Linked DNA regions of Homo sapiens: region 2 is linked to region 1. Evidence: read pairs that join two places in POLR2A ChIA-PET (ENCODE). Cell type or tissue: endothelial cell of umbilical vein. All regions are shown on one strand. Region 1 has its middle 28 kb from the start of TRPM1. Region 2 holds the start of TRPM1-AS1 (TRPM1 antisense RNA 1).

Region 1 (5,000 bases):
CCGGCCTAGACGACAGAGTGAGATCCTGTCTCAAAACAAACAAACAAACAAACAAACAAACAGAAATGCATTTGCCTTATGATATTCATAACTGTAGAAGTTAATGGAAAGGGTGCTAGTATCCCCATTTCTCAGCTGGAGAAATCAAGGTGTTAAGCAATTTACCCCATGAAGCTGGTTTGTGAAGGCCCCAGGCTGAAGTCTTGAGATTTCTCATTCCTTCTGGGTTTCTAGGTGATTCCTGACCTTGACTGTGGAGAAGAGGCCATTGCAAAGCTTATCTCGTGGCATCTCCAAGGATGCCCAGTCAGTTTGTGTATGTTTCTCATTCTCTGCTACTTGGGGCCTCTTGTGGGTAGCTGCCATCTGGGTGCAATTCAGAGTGGCCAAAGGCCTACCAGTCCCCAGGGGCAGGTGGCCTTTAGTTTACCAGAAAAGCATCTTAACCGCTGAGTTTCCGCAGAAGGCAGAATTCTGAGGAGAAAGGCTCAGACAGGGGAATTCAAAACAAAGCCAAATAACACAAGAGAATTCAAAATTCCACAAGAGAAAAATGTGGTGAAAGTGGGAAGGTGGCCCTGTGGCAGCTGAGGGCAGCCCAGGACAGGGAGGTGGTGAGGCTAACATTCCGTTTGGGTTCCACTGTCGTTCTCAAACCTTCACTACAACTTGACCTCACACAGCTTCCTCAGCTAAGTCTTGTTTTGTGGAGTCACAAAGAGCTCAGTTCCATACTTGGGTGGGACAGGGTGGCGAGAAGGCAGAGCTACCAGAGCTTCAAGAGGCGCTGGGTGGAAGGGGTGGAGGGTGAGCATCTAGATCTCACAGGAACCAGCAGTGACTGTGAAACGAGGGCAGCCAGGGAGCCCCAGAAATGAGGCAGGCGCTCGGCTCCCAGAGGATGAGAAACAAGGACGCGAACCAGTGGGGTTTAAGTGTTAAAGCGATGCCAAGGGGCCTGGAAGTGGAGGTCCCTGTAGCTCGTGGGGTCTGTGCCTGGAGTCCAGGAGAAAGCGCTGGCATTCTTTCCCTCGACTCAGAGAGGTGGTAACTTGGCTGACATAGCAGAGCTGGTCCAAGGCAGAGCCAGGGCTGAAACCAGATCTTTATTATCTGGACTGGATCTTTATTATCTGCAGACTTTGACCTGTGCCTCCCCTCCCCGCTCTGCTGACCAGTGCGTTAACCACAGCACACAGGGTAAGGGCTCCCCTATTCCCATGAGCTCAGGATTGGTGACTGTCTCTGGGGGCAACCAACCCACTGGCACCCAGGAGCAATATTTACAGTATTCAACAATCACTATCAATCAATGTTCAATAGTTAATGACTGTGGGGTGAGAACGCCATCCCCCTGTCCTGGGCTGTGCCCACCGGCTGCCGTGGAGCTCTGACCCCTCCCACATTTTCTAGCCTGCCCGTCTCTTTCGCTTGTGGGCTGCATCGTCTGTCTTTGTTCTGAATTCTTCTCTCTGAGCCCTGCTCCTGACTCATGAACCATAAGGGATGCTGGTCACCTGGCCGGCTGCACAGGTGCACACCCCATATCGCCAGGAGGGTGCCCAACACCACCCCCAAGCCTCGGGAGCTCTTTGCATTCTTATTTCAGGTGCCACAACCCCCTTCCTGCTCACAACTGGGGGAGACGGTGCTGGATGGGGATGTGCCAGGGATTCTCTGCTTCCAGAGCCATGAAGCCACCGCATCACTGACGGGCATAGGCAGACATGCAGAGGCAGCCCCAACACACCCCATACCACTCCAGACAGGCTCTCCACTCAAGACAAATGCCAGGGCTGGCCCCTTGGGTGGGCGACCTGTGCAGGCTCATGGGGCCCTGCCATCAGAAACCTGCATTTGGTTTTATACTTTGCTGTTGCCATCTTGAAATTCTTTACAATTTTTGAACAGAGGGCCAGCATTTTTATTTTGCATAGAACTCAGCAAATTTTGTAGCTAATTCAGATGAAAGCCCCCCCGCTCCGGCTTCCAGTCAGAGGTGGCTGCATCACTGCACTGGTTGAGAGTGCATCATCTGCGCTTCCAGCCAGTGCTGATGGCCACATGCCATTCCGGTGGCAGCCTCCTCGGGAGCTTGCAGGAGGGGAAAGGAAGCCTGCTGGAGGCTCACGAGTCAAAGGCTCAGTCACAGAGAATGGCATGTGGATCAGCCTTTGGAGCTTCGTGTAGCGCTGTTTTTGGACAAGTGCTGTGTCATTTCTCCACTGTGGACTGTGGTCAGGAGGAGCTGGAGCTGGGCAGGTCCCTTGTCCTGGAAGCTCGGTCTTGAAGGTTGGCAGGACTAGACATGGCAGGTGATCCTAGGTCAAGTACTGATGGTGCCAGTGCCACAGCAACAGTGCTGACTTGTGCTTACTGCGCAGATCTGTCCAGTAAGGGACCCGGGCCGCCTGGCCCTTTCCACTTTGGGTCATTTGGTGGGACCCTGCAGGGTTACTTCTCTTGCAGCTCCGTTGACAGAACCTCACCGCCTATGAGCCCCGGTTTCTGCCCACTCAGCTCTCTGCTGCCCCCACCTGGCCGCCTCCAGTGCCGACCTGATACTCAGCTGTAGTTTGTCAACTTTCTGAAAAATACATGAAATTGCTGCTATCTGACTATTTTGACCTACAAAGATGGCCATTTTAAGTGGTTCAACATAATACCATTGCTTAGAATGGTCTTATAAATGGGAGCAGAGGGATAGAAAGGAGTAAAGGCTGTGTGTATTACGGAGAATCCTGGCATACAACCGTAGTATATGCTAAACATAGCCCAGATGTTCGTGTCAGCTGTCTGTGGTCACTTTGGGGGCATCTGACACCCGTGTGTGGTTCCCTCCTTGCCCAGGTATTACAGAACACTGGACAGTGAGTGAAAGCCCACTGTGGACCAATGGCCATGGGTTCCGGTAGGCCACCTTGGCAGAGAAGAGAGAATATGTGAAATTCAACCAGTGGCTGACTCTGTCAGGGACATTCTGCAGACTCCACATGCTCTCTGAGCCTTAGTTTTCCCATCTGTGATTTGGAACCAAAGCATCCACTTCCTCCATGTCCTGGGCAGGGCTGGTCTTCAGCAGGGATGCTCTTCCAGGACAAAGACATCAGGGTGTTCCATACAGATCGGGAAGTAGCCACTGCTCAGAGCTGCCTGGGTGGTGTGGCTCCCCTGAAACTCCTGGACACATCTTCATGGCCCAGCAACTGAAGGGTTAATGCCGGGTGCATTGGGACCTCCAGGACCTGCCCAGTGTCTTACCTGGCATCTGACCTTTGTGCACCCCACCCTGCTATTTACAGGGTCAAAATGAGAAGCAAAAGAGATCATAAAACCACCTTTGCAAAATTTGTAACTGAGGAAGTGATGACAGTGAAAGAGACCTGACCTAACCGACTCCATCTTGCTTCTAACCTCCAAACTGTCCTTGTTCATTCCTGGGTGTAGGCTGAACTAACTTTGGGAGGAACTTAGTTTATAGTTTAACTTTGAAACAAAGATGATAACAGCCCTTTTCGAAAACAAATCCTCTTCTTCCCTAGGGACCAATCTGCCTTCGTAGGACTAACAAATTAGCTACAAGATTAGAAATAAGGTTCAGGAGTCATGAAGCCAGAGGCTGCAAGATTCCAAACCTCCTCAAATTGCTTCTGGAAATAACACCACTGTTGTAAAACCTAAGATGAGTGCTTGAGATATTTTGTAGACCCTGCATTCTGATGCACCAGCTGATGCCACCCAGACTGGTGGTAATCAGGTTCATCTGGTCTTGTGGCCCCCACCCAGGAACTGCAGTGTGGGAGGACAGCTTTGCCCCTCTATGATTTCATCTCCAGTCCAACCAATCAATGCTCCGCACTCCCGGGCCCGCTACCTGCCAAATTATCCTTAAAAGACCCTAGTCTCCGAATGTTCAGGGAGACTGATTTGAGTAATAATAAAACTCCCATCTCCCGTACGGCCAGCTCTGCGTGAATTAAACTCTCTCCATTGCAATTCCCCTGTCTTGATAAATTGGCTCTGTCTAGGCAGAGGGCAAGGAGAATCCGTTGGGCAACGGTTACAAACAGGCACAGAAAAAAGATGTGCAAATCAGTAGTCCTTCTTATCTGCAGTTTCACTTTCTGGGGTGTTATCCAGGGTCAAATAGAAAACTCCAGAAACGGACAATTCATAGGTTTTAAATTGCATGCTACTCTGCCCTGTCTTGGGCATGAATCCTCCCTTCATCCAGCCTATCTGTGTTGTTTACACCAACCATCAGCCACTTAGAGCGACTGTTGCGGCAGCACAGTGCTTGTGTTCAGGTCAGCCTTGTGCTACTTAATCACAGCCCCAACGCGCAAAAGTAGTGATGCTGGCAATTCAGATATGCCAAAGAGACGAGCGCAGTGCTTCCTTTCAGTGAAAAGGTGAAAGTCCTCAACTGAAGGGAAAAAAGCATATGCTTAGTTTGCTAAGATCTACAGTAAGAACGAATCTTCTATGTGTGAAATTATGAAGAAGGAAAAAAAAATGTGTGCAAGTTTTGCTGTCGCACTTCAAACTGCCAAAGTTTCGGCCACCATGTGCGATAAGAGCTTAGTTAAGATGGAAAAGGCATTACATTTGTGGGTGGAAGACATGGACAGCGATGTGTTCTGATTGACAGCCATCAGGTTCAGTACCAGCTACCCTTTCAGGCATCCCCTGTGGATGAAGGGGGGACTGCTGTAGTGGCAGAAACATTCTCTGATCACTGGTTAGACTGGAGGGGTCAGAGAGGGGTCCGGGGAGATAGTGTGAACCCAAGGGAAGTGAGAGTGGGTGGAAGCAGTGAGTGGGTGGCCAGGGGAGTCAGGGCACTTGGGCCCCCAGCTGTTTTCACACTTCCAGCACCAGGCTCGCCCCCACCCCCCTGCTGCCCCCTCTCTGGGCTCTCTGTGAGTGTAGTTCCTACCACTTTTATTTTTTTTCCTCACATACTAAAATGACAGCTTGGTTAAAATGAAAATCGCCAA
Region 2 (5,000 bases), 100 kb before region 1:
TTCTAGCCCAATTGCTCTTGAACCTGTGAACCTGTGATAAGGGATGCTGAACCACAAAGAGAACAGTGTGCTCCGTAGTGGATGTGCAGAAGACACAGATAGCCTCAAATCTCCCAATGATAAGGACTCATGTTGCCAAATATTCTCCTGGAGCAATGAGGACAGAACACATGGGTTGACGAGGTCTACTTTGGCCATGCTGCCAGAAGTTGACCAGACATGGTGGCCCATGCCTGTAATCCCAGCATTTTGGAAGGCTGAGGCAGGAGGATAGCTTGAGCCCAGGAGTTTGAGATCAGCCTGGGCAACATAGTGAGACCCTGTTTCTACAAATAATAATAAAAAAGGAGTTGTTTATAAAATGTTCTTATCCCACCAGCCCTCATGGCTCTTTGATGTTATCCCTTTGAGCAAAAAGATGGTGCCAACACCAACACTTGTTATCCTTCCTGTGGCACAATCCTTTGGCTCTTGAGTCTGCTCCTACTTCCTTATAGTAAAACCAGTGTCTTGAACCTGGAGGGAGCATAGCTGGTTTCCTTTTTGATATTCCATGAGGGAACTCATTAAGGATGGGATAGAAATTTATATTCGAATCAGGAGAAAAGCTTTTAAGTCATCCATTCGTTCAAAAAAATCTCGAGGCTGAGGCAGGATTGCTGAGGCCAGGAGTTTGAGACCTGCCTGGGCAACACAGTGAGACTTCCTCTCTACTAAAATAAAAAATAAAAAAAATTAGCTGGGCGTGGTGGCACATACATGTATTCCCAGCTACTTCAGAGGCTGATGCAGAAGGCTCGCTTGAGTCCAGGAGGTTGAGGCTGTGGTGAGACCTGATTGTGCCACTGCACTGGGCACAGAGCGAGACCTTGTCTCAAAAACAAAAACAAAAACAAAAACAGAAACAAAAGTCTGGCTCCTACTATGTGGATATGTGCAGGCTCTAGGTATATCATGGTGGACCAAACCCAGACATGGCCCTGCCTTCATGCAGCTTAAGGCCTGAGGGTCCTGACCTAGTCTAAGGTGTGAGGTGGTGAAGTTTTCCATAAGGAATTGGCATTTGGGCAGAGATCCAAGGAAGAGGAGCAGGGAAGGAGGGTGAGGTGCATCAGACAGAGGGCACAGCCCATGCAGAGCCCCTGTGGCAGGAAGGAAGCAGTGCTTTGAGGAAATGAAAGAGAAATGGAATACAGAGCATGAAGGAGAAGATAGTGCATGGCAAAGCCAGAGAGAGGGCAGGGCCTTGCAGGCCTGAGGACAGTGGGGGCCACAGAGGGTTTTTCAGGAAAGCCAGTGCAGGAGGGAACAGGACCCCATGAGAGCTGACAGTGCAACATGGATTGAAACAGCAGAAACAAATATGGAGAGCTCAGGTAGGGGCAGCTACAGGAATGGAAGTGGAAAATGATGGAAGCCTGTACTAGGTGCGTTGGGGTAGGGATGAAAAAAATAAGTGGATCAGGATGTATTCACGAGGGGAAGTAAACAGAACTTGATGATTGTTAGTGAAGAAGAGGGAGGTGCCACAATGATTTGCCAGTTTGCTAACTGAGCTTAATGGCGATGCCATTCACAGAGACTGGAGTGCAAGTTTGGGAGGAGAACCCTGAGAGCAGGGCCCCTATGACATCTAAGTGGGCGTGGTTGGTAGGACTGACCCAGTGTTGTGTCAATCAATGCTGAATCGTATTGCAAATCTCATTGCAGGACTGAATGTTGGATCTTACAAAATGTTGGAACTTTTTGAGAAAAAATAAATGGTTAAATTGTTAGCATTTTATAGGTAAATTTCCAAACATTAGGAGAGAACCATGAATTTGGTTTCTGCACAGAAGCACTAAAAGCACCCTGCGTGGAGGAGAATGATTAATGGGTACCCATCCTGTGTGAACACGCCTGTAAAACTGAGTCATGAGAATTGGTAGCTCAGCTCTGAAAGCTACCAAGACAACAGGGAGACAAGGCAGGGGCTGACATGCTCCTAACCAGACCCTACAGACTGAATAGTGCTGGCGAAGACACGACCGAGAGAAGAGCAGGAAAATCATCAAATGGGAAATGGTGATGCAGAAAATAAAACTAATTTTATATAGAAAGAATATTAAAGAAATGGCAGAAATGCTTGAGTACTTCAAGTGTGATTTTTAAAGTAGTCACAGGTGCCCAAATAGCTACTTTTATTTCCATCCTCCCACCTTATCCCTTGCTTCTCAGCTGGCTTGGCTAAGAGGGAAGGAAAACTCCCTTCTCCTCAAGCCTTCTCCTCTTTCTGTCTTGGGCATTCACCTGTGAGTCAGCCTGACAAGGCCAAGGGAAATGGAGGGGCAAGAATGTGCTCCCATCGCTCCTGGGATCTCAGCCGAGGGAAACAGGAAGCAGCATGTTTTCTCTGCCCTACACACTTTCATCCCTATTACGTGTGCACAGAGCCCCCAGAGAAAAATGCAATTTGGTAGTGACCTGATAACCACACTCTTGCAGCTTTGGTCCAAGAATGGTAAAAATCCAAGGAATGCCGGGGAAGGGAGAGGGGGAGGCAGAGCAAAACAAAACACAATCTCCATTGTAAATGACTGGTTAAAATTACGTTCAAGTTAATGTCTAACTAAAAAGTGGAAATTGGATTACATGGGGTACCTTAACTTTCTCATGAAGAAATAATTTTTATACCTTGAAAGTTTAGCAATTACTGTTAAAGCATCAAAGAAACATTTCAAAGTTTTATTAAAAATTCACCTTGGTAAGGAAGAAAGGTGGTGCAGGTAACCCTAGAGTTTAGCTGGTTGGATTTGGTTGGGTCACAAGGTGACTGGGTCTAGGAGGGAACCGAGGCCAGGGACCCACAGTTGCCATCTCCCCTCCTGTGGGCTGGGGCAGAGTTCACTGGCCTCAACATGCACCAGGGAGACCTAAGGTGCATCTGTGAATTCTGTTGTAATTGTTTGGGAACTGTCAGCTGCAATATCTTTTTGAAGTCCCACCCTGTTTTTATGGCTCTCAATGTGTCTGTTAGGAAACTTTAATTCTGTGTACTCAAGGATAGAAAGCAGAGCTAGGCATGGCTCCTCTGAGCTCATCCTTCTGGCCACGTTGTTAGTGAAACCCTTTGGAACAGCGTGTTATCAGTCACCAAGATCTTTAGCAGGCTGAAAATGCTTTTAGTAAATGATAAAGGCTCTCAAAACTTACGTGATAAAAAGTGCAGACAGTGAAGGTCCATTGCTCCTGTCTACCCTTTGCCAGTTGCTCTTTCCTAGCTTAGGGTAGAGCAATACTACGAAGTTTGGAAAATGTCACCATTTCTGTACCTCGCGACCTGACTTCATTTACTCATTCACTGGTTCACACATCCTGCATTCATTCACTCTGCATTTATTAAGCATCACCGCGGAGATTAGGCTGACCTTGCTGGGTACTGCGGATGTGAAGGTGTCTGAAAGACACACCCTGCCCTAGTTTAGCGGATCCCACCCTCATGGGGCCAGACACCTCACCCCCCACCCTGCACCCCACCCCTCCCAGTTCCCACTCTCAGGGGAGCCCCAGGAGGGAGCCTTTTCCTCTGCCCTGTGAGGCTGGGAAAGGTGTTGCCAAGGTGCAGCAAGCAGCTAGGCCGGATGAGGAGGGCAGTCCCCTGGGGAGGACCATGCTCGCAAAGGGAAGTTAGGAACAAGAGCTGGGAGAAGGATGGCTTTCTGTAGCTTCCATTAACCTTGCGGAAACACCCCCACTTTGGGGTAGGGGGTGAAGGTAGTCAACTGTTAGGTTTTCTTTCGGCCCAGGATAAATAAATGTCATTCCCTTCTATATCCAATGCACAGTTATTACCTAGTAACTTTCTCACTATTTCGTGGGAACCACGTTAAAACCTAAAGTTTAAATAAAACAGGAGAACTCGGAGTGCATGTTTAAATGAACTCTGGCATCCCCCATAGAGTGGGGCGCCCGAGTCAGCAAACCCTTGGCTCACGGGCCCGCGGTGGGGACGCTACACGTACCTTTCAGAAGTGACCCGGATGCGCTCGTCGCTGGACGACTGCTGCTCATCCTCCTTCTCCCGGAAGTGCTCCTGCACGCACTGCTCCTCGAACTCATGCAGCCTCTTTAGCTCCTCGTCGCTAAGGAAGAGCTCTGTGTGAAGGGAGAAGTGTCGGCCACGTGAAAAACAAGAAGAATCAGTTTCGTGGCGTCAATGAGAATTTCACAGCCCCACTTTAATTAAGCTCTCTTCTCCGCCACTCCTAAGGCAGTTCGCCACTACTCCAATTGATTTTTATCTAAAAAGGGGTTGTCATACGCCCCAACCCTCTATCAGTTGGAGCCAAACGGCCCGCTTTTAAACATAAAAAACAAAATTACATTTACTGGGAAAGTAAAGCCAAGTAATATTTCCTGGAAAACTTTTTGCACTTATTTTTATGAATAGAGTCAAACGTATAGCATTATTTTCTCATTTTCTTTAGATGCAACAAATTAAGACGTTTTGAAAGGAGCATTGAATTTATATAGAAATTTACAGAGTAGAGTTATTTTAGAGAATTAGCTCAACTTCTGGTCTCTATGAGCTGGCTTTCCTAATATTAATTACTAACAAATTAACGAAACTAGAATAAAATGGGTACAAAATGAGAAGCCTTTTGAAAAGAACAGCAGTTGGACTGAGTGTGGTGCTTTTCACACGAGCAAGTAGTTGAGTGAGATTTCTGTGAGGATGTCCAATTTGAACACTATTTTGAAATCAGCCCAACTTAGAAATGAAGAGCCCTGCACATACTCAATCCACGATCCCGTTCCTCTTGGTCCCCTTCTCTCTTTTTCCTGCAGCGGCCGCTGAGACGCATAATGATGATGTAGATGTGGCTTAAAATGATCATCGGTGGGGGCAGGACTGGCCTGTCATGAAATGTCATAATCAGCTGATATCGCTGGAACTTCCACACCTGGTTGGATATTGATTTTACTTCAAAGAAGGTATTGCTTTAAAAAGAAGACATTTT

Evidence for each region. ChIA-PET counts read pairs that join two places held together with the same protein. Peaks named below come from ENCODE experiments on the same cell type or tissue, not always from the same donor. Only the 100,000 strongest peaks of a DNase experiment are listed, where the experiment ranks them.
Region 2: POLR2A ChIA-PET joins it to region 1 with 7 read pairs; 3 of 35 experiments call an interaction of 5 or more read pairs at or near these places.

The regions. Positions count from the first base shown.
Region 1 is chr15:31,126,935-31,131,934 of GRCh38, forward strand. It overlaps a transcript of TRPM1 not described here. Among named protein-coding and RNA genes, the nearest start is that of TRPM1, 28 kb to the left of the region's middle. In endothelial cell of umbilical vein, a CTCF peak has its summit at 2,568 (motif pointing left); a DNase peak (open chromatin) is centred at 2,497; H3K27me3 peaks cover 300 bases.
Region 2 is chr15:31,022,138-31,027,137 of GRCh38, forward strand. It overlaps TRPM1 (transient receptor potential cation channel subfamily M member 1), which reads right to left. Exons shown (of 28, transcript NM_001252024.2): 26 at 4,778-4,980; 27 at 4,002-4,134. It overlaps TRPM1-AS1 (TRPM1 antisense RNA 1), which reads left to right and starts at 4,735. Exons shown (of 5, transcript XR_932056.2): 1 at 4,735-4,974. RefSeq lists enhancers at 2,269-2,563, 3,744-4,943. In endothelial cell of umbilical vein, no CTCF peak of the experiment used is centred here; a DNase peak (open chromatin) is centred at 2,464; H3K27ac peaks cover 2,963 bases.